2 separate regions of the Homo sapiens genome follow, and region 1 is linked to region 2. A link is a loop called in an ENCODE intact Hi-C map of the cell type or tissue named here. Cell type or tissue: CD4-positive, alpha-beta T cell. All regions are shown on one strand. Links, peaks and the distances in the headings refer to the core of each region. The heading gives the core; the rest is flanking DNA. Region 1 has its middle 13 kb from the start of AIM2. Region 2 has its middle 30 kb from the start of KIRREL1.

What was found. Peaks named below come from ENCODE experiments on the same cell type or tissue, not always from the same donor. Only the 100,000 strongest peaks of a DNase experiment are listed, where the experiment ranks them.
Region 1: a loop joins it to region 2, with 18 times the contacts of the local background. A loop is called at or near these places in 27 of 110 quality-filtered maps.

Annotation. Positions count from the first base shown.
Region 1 is chr1:159,087,267-159,092,647 of GRCh38, forward strand. It overlaps a transcript of AIM2 not described here. Among named protein-coding and RNA genes, the nearest start is that of AIM2, 13 kb to the left of the region's middle. In CD4-positive, alpha-beta T cell, for the core only: CTCF peaks have their summits at 2,116 (motif pointing left) and 2,321; DNase peaks (open chromatin) are centred at 2,125, 4,445 and 4,985.
Region 2 is chr1:157,961,366-157,966,746 of GRCh38, forward strand. No RefSeq gene overlaps it. Among named protein-coding and RNA genes, the nearest start is that of KIRREL1, 30 kb to the right of the region's middle. In CD4-positive, alpha-beta T cell, for the core only: a CTCF peak has its summit at 2,425 (motif pointing right); DNase peaks (open chromatin) are centred at 1,136 and 2,466; H3K27me3 peaks cover 782 bases.

The sequences.
Region 1 (5,381 bases), core at 166-5,165, 1.1 Mb after region 2:
TAGTGATAGGGCTGAGTCAGGGTGATGGTAAGGATGATGGCAGTCAGGTGAGGTTGTGATAAAAAAAAAAAATGATCACCATGGCTGAGACTAAGTTAACCTTTAAGTGTCAGTGGAAGGAACCATACTTGTGCTGAACTGTGGAAGTATACCTGAAGACAAGGATGGGGGGATCAGGAGGACGATTCTGGTATTTATAGCCCACCATTTATATTAATCAATTATTAATAAATTCTTAATAACCTATGATGCCATCTGTGTGTTATAAAAAGCAATGCCAGGCTTTTTCTTTATTCTGGATAAAGTCTTTTTTTTTTTTTTTTTGAGATGGAGTCTTGCTCTGTCACCCGGGCTGGAGTGCAGTGGCGTGATCTCGGCTCACTGCAACCTCTGCCTCCTGGGTTCAAGCGATTCTCATGCTTCAGCCTCTGGAGTACCTTGGATTACAAGTGCCCACCACCACGCCCAGCTAATTTTTGTATTTTTAGTAGAGACGGGGTTTCACCACGTTGGCCAGGCTAGTCTTGAGCTCCTGACCTCAAGTGATCCGCCTATCTTGGCCCCCCAAAGTGCTGGAATTAGTTGTGAGCCACCGTGCCCAGCCAAGTCTACTTTTTTTAAATGTAATAGTGATAAGTGGCAGAGTTTGGTAGATTTCTGCATTGCCAGAGTGATCCTTTGATCCCTAAGTTTTTTTGCATAATTAAAAATTTTTCAGTTTATTCTTGCTTCTTTCCTGTTTCTCATTTAACAAAGTAGATGAAGGGAAATTACAAAATAGTGGAAAGATTTAATATAACTGGTGATAAGTTGAGTCTCTAGGTGGAACATCGGGTGGACAGAAAAAGAGGAAGAGGCATAGATGAGGCACAGGATGCTTTTGATGTTATCAGGCCTGCTTGAGGTCTGGGGGTGACTGAACTGCCTCTGGAAAATGGCTTTGAGGTATGTGACTGTGAGATGTGAGACACAGAAGTTATGTCTCTGACACTTGGATCCTACATCTTCCTGAACATGTGGCCAAGAAGTTTTTTCAATAAAAGAACATGCCTTAGAACCATGAGAGGAAGGAATGCCAGGATTCAGGAGCTGCATGAGTCAGCTGGGCCCGATGTTTGCTGCTTCATAATGCCAAGGGCATGACTTACAGCTTCAGTCTGGTTTTCCCCAATTCAATATCAAAACATATGCCTCCATGGAGGCAAATGATGTTCCTCCACCAAGAACCAGCTTCAATGAAACTGCAGTGTCTAAGTAACTGCAGCTTTTTCTTTCTATGTATTGATGTCTGACATGATTTAAATATTTGTCTCCTTCAAAACTCGTGTTGAAATTTAATCCCTGATGTGGTAATATTGACAGGTGGGGTCTTTAAGAGGTGATGAGTCGTGAGGGTTCTGCTCTCATGAATGGATTAATGGCTTAATGGACTAATAGCTTATGATGGGGTGGGGCTTGTGGCTTTAAAAGAAGAGGAAGAGAGACCTGAGCTAGCTCACTAAGCTGCCTCTCCATGTGATGCTCTCTGCTGCCTGGGGACTCTGCAGAGTCCCCACAAGCAAGAAGGCCCTCACCAGATGGGCTCCTCAACCTTGAACTTCTCGGCCTCGAGAACTGTAAAAAATACATTTTGTTTCTTTATAAATTACCCAGTTTCAGGTATTCTGTTATAAGCAACACAAAATGGACTGAAACAATGACTAAGAGCAGCTGTGTTCACAGGTATCTCCATTTTCACATTTTAACTTAGTTCATCACCAAACCCATTACATCTTACTTCCCTCCTTCATACTTTATTCAAAGAAAACACTGACGAATTTCTTAAGAAAACTTGGTTAAGGACTGTCATTTGTATGAGATGGAAAAAGAGACCATTTCTGGCAAGTGAGACGAGCTGTGAGCTTCTGACCTAGGTGCTTATAAGCATTATTTCAATTTAATATTCCTAACAATCCTGCAAAGTGAGTACCGTCATTATTCTTATTTTATAGATGAGAAAATAGAGGCTTAGCGGTGTTTGTGAATGGACTAAGGTCATACAATTAGTGAATGGTAGAAATAAGATTTGAACTTCATCTGGTGTAGCCAAAGCACATCCTCCTAAGCACTAAAAAACACTGCCTCCTGGTGGCAAGATGAAGAAGTTCAACTCCATAACCAAAAGGATAAAAACCAAGGTAGATCAGGATAGAAGCACAGAAGGTAGACATAAAGCATGTCACTTGCTTAAAGAAGCCCCTGTGTTGGATTGTTTGTTCAACCCCCTTACCTACAGGCTCCCCTGCTTAGTTTCACTATCTGGTTCTCCCTTAAGAAGTTTCTTTCCTAGTTTCACTCCTTTACTCTCAGGATAGCTGAATGCAAAACCAAACAAACAAACACAGGATCACTCTGCTTAGTTCTTTAAATTATGTACCAGTCAAAACAAAAATGGCCACTCAAAACATGTACCCTGAGTCCCAGAATCACACAATCATAAGAATATACACATGGTTTCCTACGACGAAGTTATTCTTCTAAGCTTTCCATAAATCACTGCTCTTTCATCTCTGCCCTACCTATTCTATCGGTTTTTAGTTCAGTAACTATTTGTTTTCAGTAACTGGACCCTAGACCCTTCAACCAGACAACCAAAGTGCCTATTTTCCCAGCTGCTAGAAGTGTTACAGCTGACACCTGAGTCTGTGTTCCAGGACTGCCCTATGCTGAAGGGAACTGCCTTCCCCAAGGTTGCATCCTTCCATGGAGAAAGCCTGAAGCCAAGGATTTAGGGTCTATGAGGAGGTTCAAGGTCACAGCCTTCTTGCCTCACTTAGGCATAACTAGAGGCCATCCCAGCTCTAGGGTTCCCAGGGGGATTGGCTGCAGCCCTCACTGCAATTTAACTTCTCCCTCCGCCCAACCCAGTTTCCCTCTCTCCTTTATAGGTGTTCCCAAGAGCACCCTCTAATAAACTTCTTGCAGGCAAATCTAACAGTCTGTTTCTTGGGGACCCAACATAAGACAACATTCAACTCTTAACTTCAGTCATATTCACAAATACTGTCACTTTAAATAAAGTGCAGGAATGCAGTGTAAAGATACATACACCAGAAAAAGATGTGACTATAAAGTGCAAAAATATACCAGAATGTAAAAATAATACATGAATTTAAAGTCCATGAATCAGTCTCTCTCGCATACTGCTAGAAAGCGTGTGACTGCTTCACATTTCATAATTTTGTCATTGTAATTGTCATCACGCCACTAAAATTCCATGCCTTTCAATTTTTGTTTTTGTTTCTATCTCTAAATAAAAATGTTTATTTAAATGCCTTCTATGGACACTTCAGACCAAGTCCAAAACTTTACCTTAAGGTGAAAACTCTTACTATTTTTCCTACAAGGTTGTGTTTGGGAGGTTATTCATTTGTCTTTTATTTTTTACCATGAGCTGTTTGTCTAGTCTCCTGACATGGTAACTGGAGACACAGATCCCTCTGTCAGAGTCAGCATCAAACATGTGTAAGGCATGTTTTGACTCTAGCAAACCATCAGGGAAATAATTTTTGATCGTTCTTTGAGTTAAAATTGTCTTTTACATTGATGCTAAAGACTTTCCCTAAGCAACCTCTACCACATTAGCATAAAGTGTCTGAGTTTCAAAGATTCCACCTCAAATGGCTCCCTTGTGTTCAGCACCATCACTCCCTCCTGGTATTCTTCTTCCTGAGTAACTTCCTATTGACCTCCTTTCCCTTTCAGTCTCTTGCTGAAATGGAAACATCAGAATGAAGGGGCAGGCTGTATGTGGGAAAGATGAATCACCATTAAATGAGAAACCTCAATCCTAATGCTAGTCTTGTAGAAATTGGCTTGTATGGTCCTGAGAATGGTAAAAATAATTAATACAAATAACTTTAAACATTACTTAATAAAGTAACAAATAATACAGCTAGAAAAGAGAATGATAGGATAAAGGTTACATTTTTTATATTTAGCCATTCTTGGTCTTATAAGTGTAGAAGACAGAAAAGCTTGTGTCCAATCCTATTAATACCTTAAAGCCATGTGTGGCATTACAACCACTGAAAAAATGCTGGGTAGAGTCAGTCCACAATGACATGCTTGTCACGACGTGCTTTGGCAGGTTCTGCCTTTCCCTTTACTTATTCTAGGCTGGGTCCCTTTTGACTACTGTCAGCAGTGAAGAGGAGGAGAAACTCCTCTGATTTCTGAAGATTCACAAGTTACAAGACTATCTTATATGCTTGAGGATGGCCAGCATGTAACTGGTGACAATGAACAAAATTATATACTTACAAAGTGCAATCGTTACATTATCCTGATCATCTCTTGTGTTGACAGCAATCTGTAGGATGGGATGAATCAAGGCAGCCAGCTGAAGTCCTGCCCTCTGGATGCCCTTGGGGGAAGGTATTTGGAGAGTAACTTAGGGGGTGATGTATAAAGGATGTGGTAACAAATGTTATGAGTGTGTGTGTGTTCACTGACACACCAGCAATTGCCAAAGCAAAAATGGTGGCTTCGTCCCTCTCTATTGAAAAGGGCCTGCTTAGAATGTGGATGCTTAAACTGCTGTCACCTATAAAAATATTCTAGCATGAAAGGGGCCTCAAGGATACACAAAACAGAAAGTAAATGGTATCCACTGAAGTTAGCAATGTAGCAGGGCCACAGGAAACAGAGGGTGATTGCCCAAGGGCACACACACCCTAAACATAGTCCTATTTCTAATGTTCAAATTAAGGAAAAAAACAATTAAGTGAAATCCTTAGGTGAGTCATCTTATCATGAATTAAAAATTATTGAAAAAAGAGGGCAATTATAACCTAACAATTCTAATTCCTGATATTTGCTGTAGGAAACAAATATATAAACTCATTTAAATAAATGACTATTCACAATTTTAGCAGTAAAACATGAAAATATTATCTGAACATGCAAAACTAAGAGACTAACCACCAAAGTGACTCAGGAAATGATTCACCATGTTGCATAAGCTGAAAACAATTAAGTTACTACATAATATGTAGAAGATGGCCTAAATGTTATAAATATATATATGCAGCAGGAGTTTGTAATAGCAGATAACAATTTTAGCCCTAACTATGAATAAGTTAAACTCCAAAAACATACTCCGCAATTACACAGATTAGAGACTGGCCCCTCTTCTGGACCCAGGCCCACATTATCAGACTGAAGGAGGTTAAAGCTTATTTTCTGAGGACAAGGAAGAACACGGTGAAGGGTAAGGTGGGAGAGGTGGGGAAGCATAGGCAACATCATGTCAGGAAGTGGAGAAGGAGGTGAATCCTCATGTCCTAAGTATTCTCTAGGCCCAGCCACAACTCTGGGAATAGGAACAATTGTACCTACGT
Region 2 (5,381 bases), core at 153-5,152:
GGAAACAAAATTACCAAAATTGGCCAGGCACGGTGGCTCACGCCTGTAATCCCAGCATATTGGGAGGCCGAGGCAGGTGGATCACCTGAAGTCAGGAGTTCAAGACCAGCCTGGCCAACATGGCAAAACCCTGTCTCTACTAAAAATACAAAAATTAGCTGGGTATGGTGGTGAGCACCTGTAATCCCAATTACTAGGGAGGCTGAGACAGGAGAATCTCTTGAACCCGGGAGGCAAAGATTACAGTGAGCCAAGATCATGTCTTTGCACTCCAGCCTGGATGACAATAGCTAAACTCCATCTAAAAAAAAAAAAATTATCAAAATTACCCCGTTCCATTTGAAGGCATGTGACTCCCTGCGGCTCCTAATTGGAATCTGCTCCATTCTGGCATACAGGACATGGCTTCTGTGACGCTGATGCATTTAGAGGAATGTGGCAAAGCCGTGCCTGTGAAGAGCAAAGCTGGAGGGAGCAAGACCACCTCCTGGCTTCTGGAACGCTGGGACTGTGTCAGAGCCTTCATTCAGGAGGTGTTGTAGCGCATGTGATGATTGGCTGCCAGTATATTCATGTTAATATAGGTCAGTAGTCCCAGGACATGAGGGGACAATGAATCAGCCCGCTCCCTTTCATGGTTTCAGATTCAACAAACGCTTACTCAGGCTGACTGTGAGTTGAACACTGGGGCTGGTGGTTTCACTCATGTTATCTCACTTAATTTTCAAAATAGATGTGTGAGGCAGACACGACTGTATTATGCCCACTTTACAGATGAAGAAGAATTCCCTGAAGACACACAGCTTGGTAACTCCAAAGTCAAAGTCCTCTGTTCTTTCTATTTTATGTGTGTATTTTTCCCTTCTGTATGACCTTCCCTTCCTTTATGCTCAGTCCCCTTGGCCATTCCCCCTCTCTGCACTCTTCTCCTGGCTCCCATTCACCAATCTGCTTCTCCTGCCTTGAGCCTTGCTGACACAGGAGAGCAGATGCCAACTGCTGGCTGTGGCTGTGCCTGTAATATGTGACTCTTAGCCATATGAACCAGACTCTGGGTGACCTCACAGAGAGACACTGAAGCTAGGGTTTGCGTGGAGAGAAGAAAGTGAGATCTCTCCTAAGCACTGACTTTAATATTTCACACTCTGGCATGAGATGAGTCAGAGCTTTCAGATGCCCTTGCAGTACATTCCCGGCTCAATAGCCACACCCCCAAAGTATGATATCATTCATCCACACTAATCTGTGGATTGATAAACCACACTGATACTCGGTTTCCGCATCTGTCAAATGAGGTGGGATTATTTACTGCACATGTCACTATGGGAGAGTACGTAACAGAAACCAGTCAGCAAGATCACCCTCATTCTCTGGAATAAAGGGATAGTAGGCTGGGCATGACAGCTCATGCCTACAGTCCCAGCACTTTGGGAGGCTGAGGCAGGAGAATCACCTTAGCCTAGGAATTCGAGACCAGCCTGGGTTACATAGCAAAACCCCGTCTGTACAAAAATATTTTTTATATTAGCCAGGCATGACACCTGTAGTCCCAGGTGTCATGGGACTGAGCTCGGAGGTCAAGCCTGCAGTGAGCTGTGATTGTGCCACTACACTCCCACCTGGATGACAGAGTGCTCTCTCATAGATAGATAGATAGATAGATAGATAGATAGATAGATAGATAGATAGAATTTTATTCCTAGTAGCCTCTTCCTACAGGCTTTCCAGGAGCTCCTGCCACCTCCATAGGACAGGCAGGGAGGTCTTCAGTGCTTCTGTTTGTGATCAAAGCCAAAGGGCACCATGCCCACTGCCTCAGACCTCCCCCAGCTCTCTGACCTACCCTGGGAGGGTCTGGTTTGACACTCTGTGGGGACTTCACCCCTTGGGAATCAACCGTCTTTTCCCTTTTGTAATCCATTTTCTTCTCAAAGATAGTTATCTGTACCTGCTTCCTTTTATTTTATTTTATTTTTCCTCCAGGAACCTATCATATTAGCCACCTGCCTACAGGAGAGAGTGAAAGGGATTGGATTTAGGAGGGAGAGGTGGACGGTATGTGGAAGTAAGAGAGAGACATGGTAAAGAAAATCCCAGGCCAGGCTGTGGCTCACGCCTGTAACCCCAGCGCTTTGGGAGGCCGAGTCGGGCTATCTTTTGAGCTCAGGAGTTCAAGATCATCCTGGCCAACATGGTGAAACCCCGTCTCTACTAAAATTACAAAAATTAGCCGGGTGTGGTGGCGTGCACCTGCACTCCCAGCTACTGAGGAGGCTGAGGTTGGAGAATCGCTTGAACCCGGAGGCGGAGGTTGCAGTGAGCCGAGATCGTGCCACTGCACTCCAGCCTGGGCGACAGAGGGAGGCTCTGTCTCAAAAAATAAATAAATAAAATAAAATAGAAAGAAAATCCCGCCCTGGCAGTTAGGGCAGCGGGTGCCTCCTGCCAGCAGATGGCAGCACCACACCACAGAACCACAAAACCTGATGAGCACTGAGCGGAGAGAAGGGGAGAAGCAACCCAAAGTGTAGGATGTTTGGAGTGGGAGTGCAGAGTTGACAGAGAAGCTGTAACAGGAATGCACAGCAGAAGAGCCAGCAGGGAGACTGCCAGATGCAGGGTCTAGACTCCAGAGTTCCATCCTGGGATGGAGTCTGCAGGATCTGGTCCATCCATGCTAGCATCCAGTCCTTATTTCACCTGCTATTTGGATGACTTTGGACAAGCCATTTCTCTGCCGTGAGCCTTAATTTTCTCACCTGTAAAAGGAAGCTGTCTCATCAGCTCAGGCTGCAGTAACAGAACGCCACAGGCCAGGTGGCTTAAACAACAGAAACTTATTGCCTTATGGTTCTGAAGGCTGGAAGTCCAAGATTAGGGTACCAGCATGTTAGGTTCTGGTTCCTCTCTTCCTGGGTTGCAGGCAGCTGCCTTCCTGTTATGTCCTCACATGGCCTTTCCTTTGTGCGCGTGAAAGGCAAAAGAAGGAGAGAGAGAGTGAGAGAGAGAGAGAGAGATCTGATGTCTATTCTCTTCTTATAAGGACACCAGTCCTGTAAGGATTAAGGCTCTACCCCTATGAGCTCAGTTCACCTTAATTAACTCTTTAAAGGCTCTGTGTCCAAATAGTCACACTGGGGTTAGGGCTTCAACATATAGATTTAGGGAGGACACAATTCAGTCAGTAATAGAAACTCACAAGAATACCTACTTGACAAGGTTGTTATGGGAGCACATAAAAACGTGTGAATAAGGTAACAAACCATATGGCTCTGACCACTCTACGCAGTGATTAGAAACCTGTTTCAAATTCCCTGAGACCTAGGGAAGAACAGAGCACTGTGCTTAGGAACAACCTTGTTTCTATCTTTTCTCATCTCCCAACTCACCTCAGGCAAGCCCAGGCTTTCCCTTCCTGGAATACAAGTTGCTCAGTATCCTATGCTTCTTCTTGACCATTATAGCAAAACTGCTTGAGACTAGACTTTAGGAAGGATTTCCTGGTGGGCAAGACAGTAAATTATCTCCTGTGTCTTCCCATTGGAGATCTAAAAACTCCAATGGGAAGAGGAAGCCATCTTGCTAAATCTTTCTACCATCTGGGCAACAATTGGTATTGATACAAAGGTAGAAGACCTTATTTAACTGGACTAAACCTCAAGAAGTCAAGCTAATCTCCTTAAACTAGAGGTCTGGGAAACACATTTGGAATCTGTAGGGTCTTCCTGGAAGGTTATGGGCAAGTCAGGTGTGGCTTGGGATGGATCTTCAATAAGAGGGTGGGGCTTGGTGCTTGCACCTGGATTTCCTTTCCCCCTTAACTTGACTCCTCTCTGGTGAGCAGGCCCAAATGCACTCCTCCTCCATCCCAACATAAGTGCCTCTCTCCACTTATGGTATCAGTTAGACTCTTGAGGAACCTTAGAGATGTGATCACCTGCTTCCACTGTCTTTGGGGCCTGGGGAACATGTGGGACAGAGAAGAGAGGCCATGGTGTGATGCTGAGGAAGTCAGCCTGACAGCCATCTTCATGAGCATCCTCCTATTATCACCATCATCAACAACAGCCCATGTTCATTTAACTCACTGTGGGAAAGGCTCTGGGCTAACTTTCATGGGACCATGTTCACTGGGGTCTGAGTCCTGGTGCTGAAGGAGCACCTAGTCTAGCCAGGGGAGCCGGCTAATCAATGGCATGTGTAATGTGCTTCATGTGTGCATGGTACTTTGCAAGTTTTCAAGAACTTCATGGAGGTCGTGAACGTAGCTGAAGTAGTGTAAGAAGGCTTCATGCAGAGATGGGCTTTGAGCTGAAAGCTGAATATTAAGTAGCAGTTAGACAAAAGAAGAGAAGGGCAGGCAGGCAGGAGGAGTGCCACGAGCAAATTCTTGGGGAGCGGGGGAGATATGTGAGATATCAGCCCCCGTGGCGCTGCTGAGATAAGTAATGAGTGATAAGACTGGGAAGGAATGGGGACAGTTCCTGGAGGATCTTGAATGTCAGGCTGGGGCATTCAGATTTCCCCACTAGGCCCCGGAGAGCTAGTGAAGCTGGAGTCTGTCCTCGCTCTGCCTGGAGCTAAGACCTAGCATTTTCAGACCATTCTCTTAATACCTATTTCCTTCCCTCACTGTCTCCCCAAAGGTTAGACTGGGGACTAAAATCCTCCTGTGCTGTAACATCAAGCTGACTTAGAGCAGACGGCCTTTCTACTGGGGCCTGCATCCAGAGGCCTCCACTTCCCCTCCCCTCCCCGGCCTTCACATTCCAATTCCCCGGCTGCGAACTCATGTGAGATCATAAGTCACAGTACCATAAACCACTCCAGAGTGTGTAATAAGTGAATTATTTACCAATGACCCTGGCTAAATGTTCACAGGGATAAATGATTAAGCCGCAGATCTGTCAAAAAGTTCCCATAAATAAGTAATTCTGTGCCGCCTTAATGGGCTTTGTAAATTACTCATTCATGCCACTGCTGGATCACTCTCTGGGGTAAATTCCTCACACCTGCTGATTTACTGCTGAGGTCTGCACACGGTGATACAAATTCTGCTAGCCAGCTGGGCAGACACCCCAGGTGCCAACCCACCTGGCTGAGCCCCCAGGGATGAGGATACCAGAAACAAAAAGTCTCCCGCGTCATCTGACAAAAATGTGGGGTCCAAGGTGGGCTGACCTTCTGGGCCACTTGGAGTTTGTCCTGCAGGGCAACACTGCAGTGTCAGAATCCTTCTCCTACAGGCATCCATTCAGTGAGCATGTACTTAGCATGTCCTGTGTCCTAGGCTCTGTGTTAGATGCTTAGACCCCAAAGACACAGAAGTGTGCTCCAATGGGCTTGGTCACGGGAATGAAAGAAGACTGGACATACAGTGT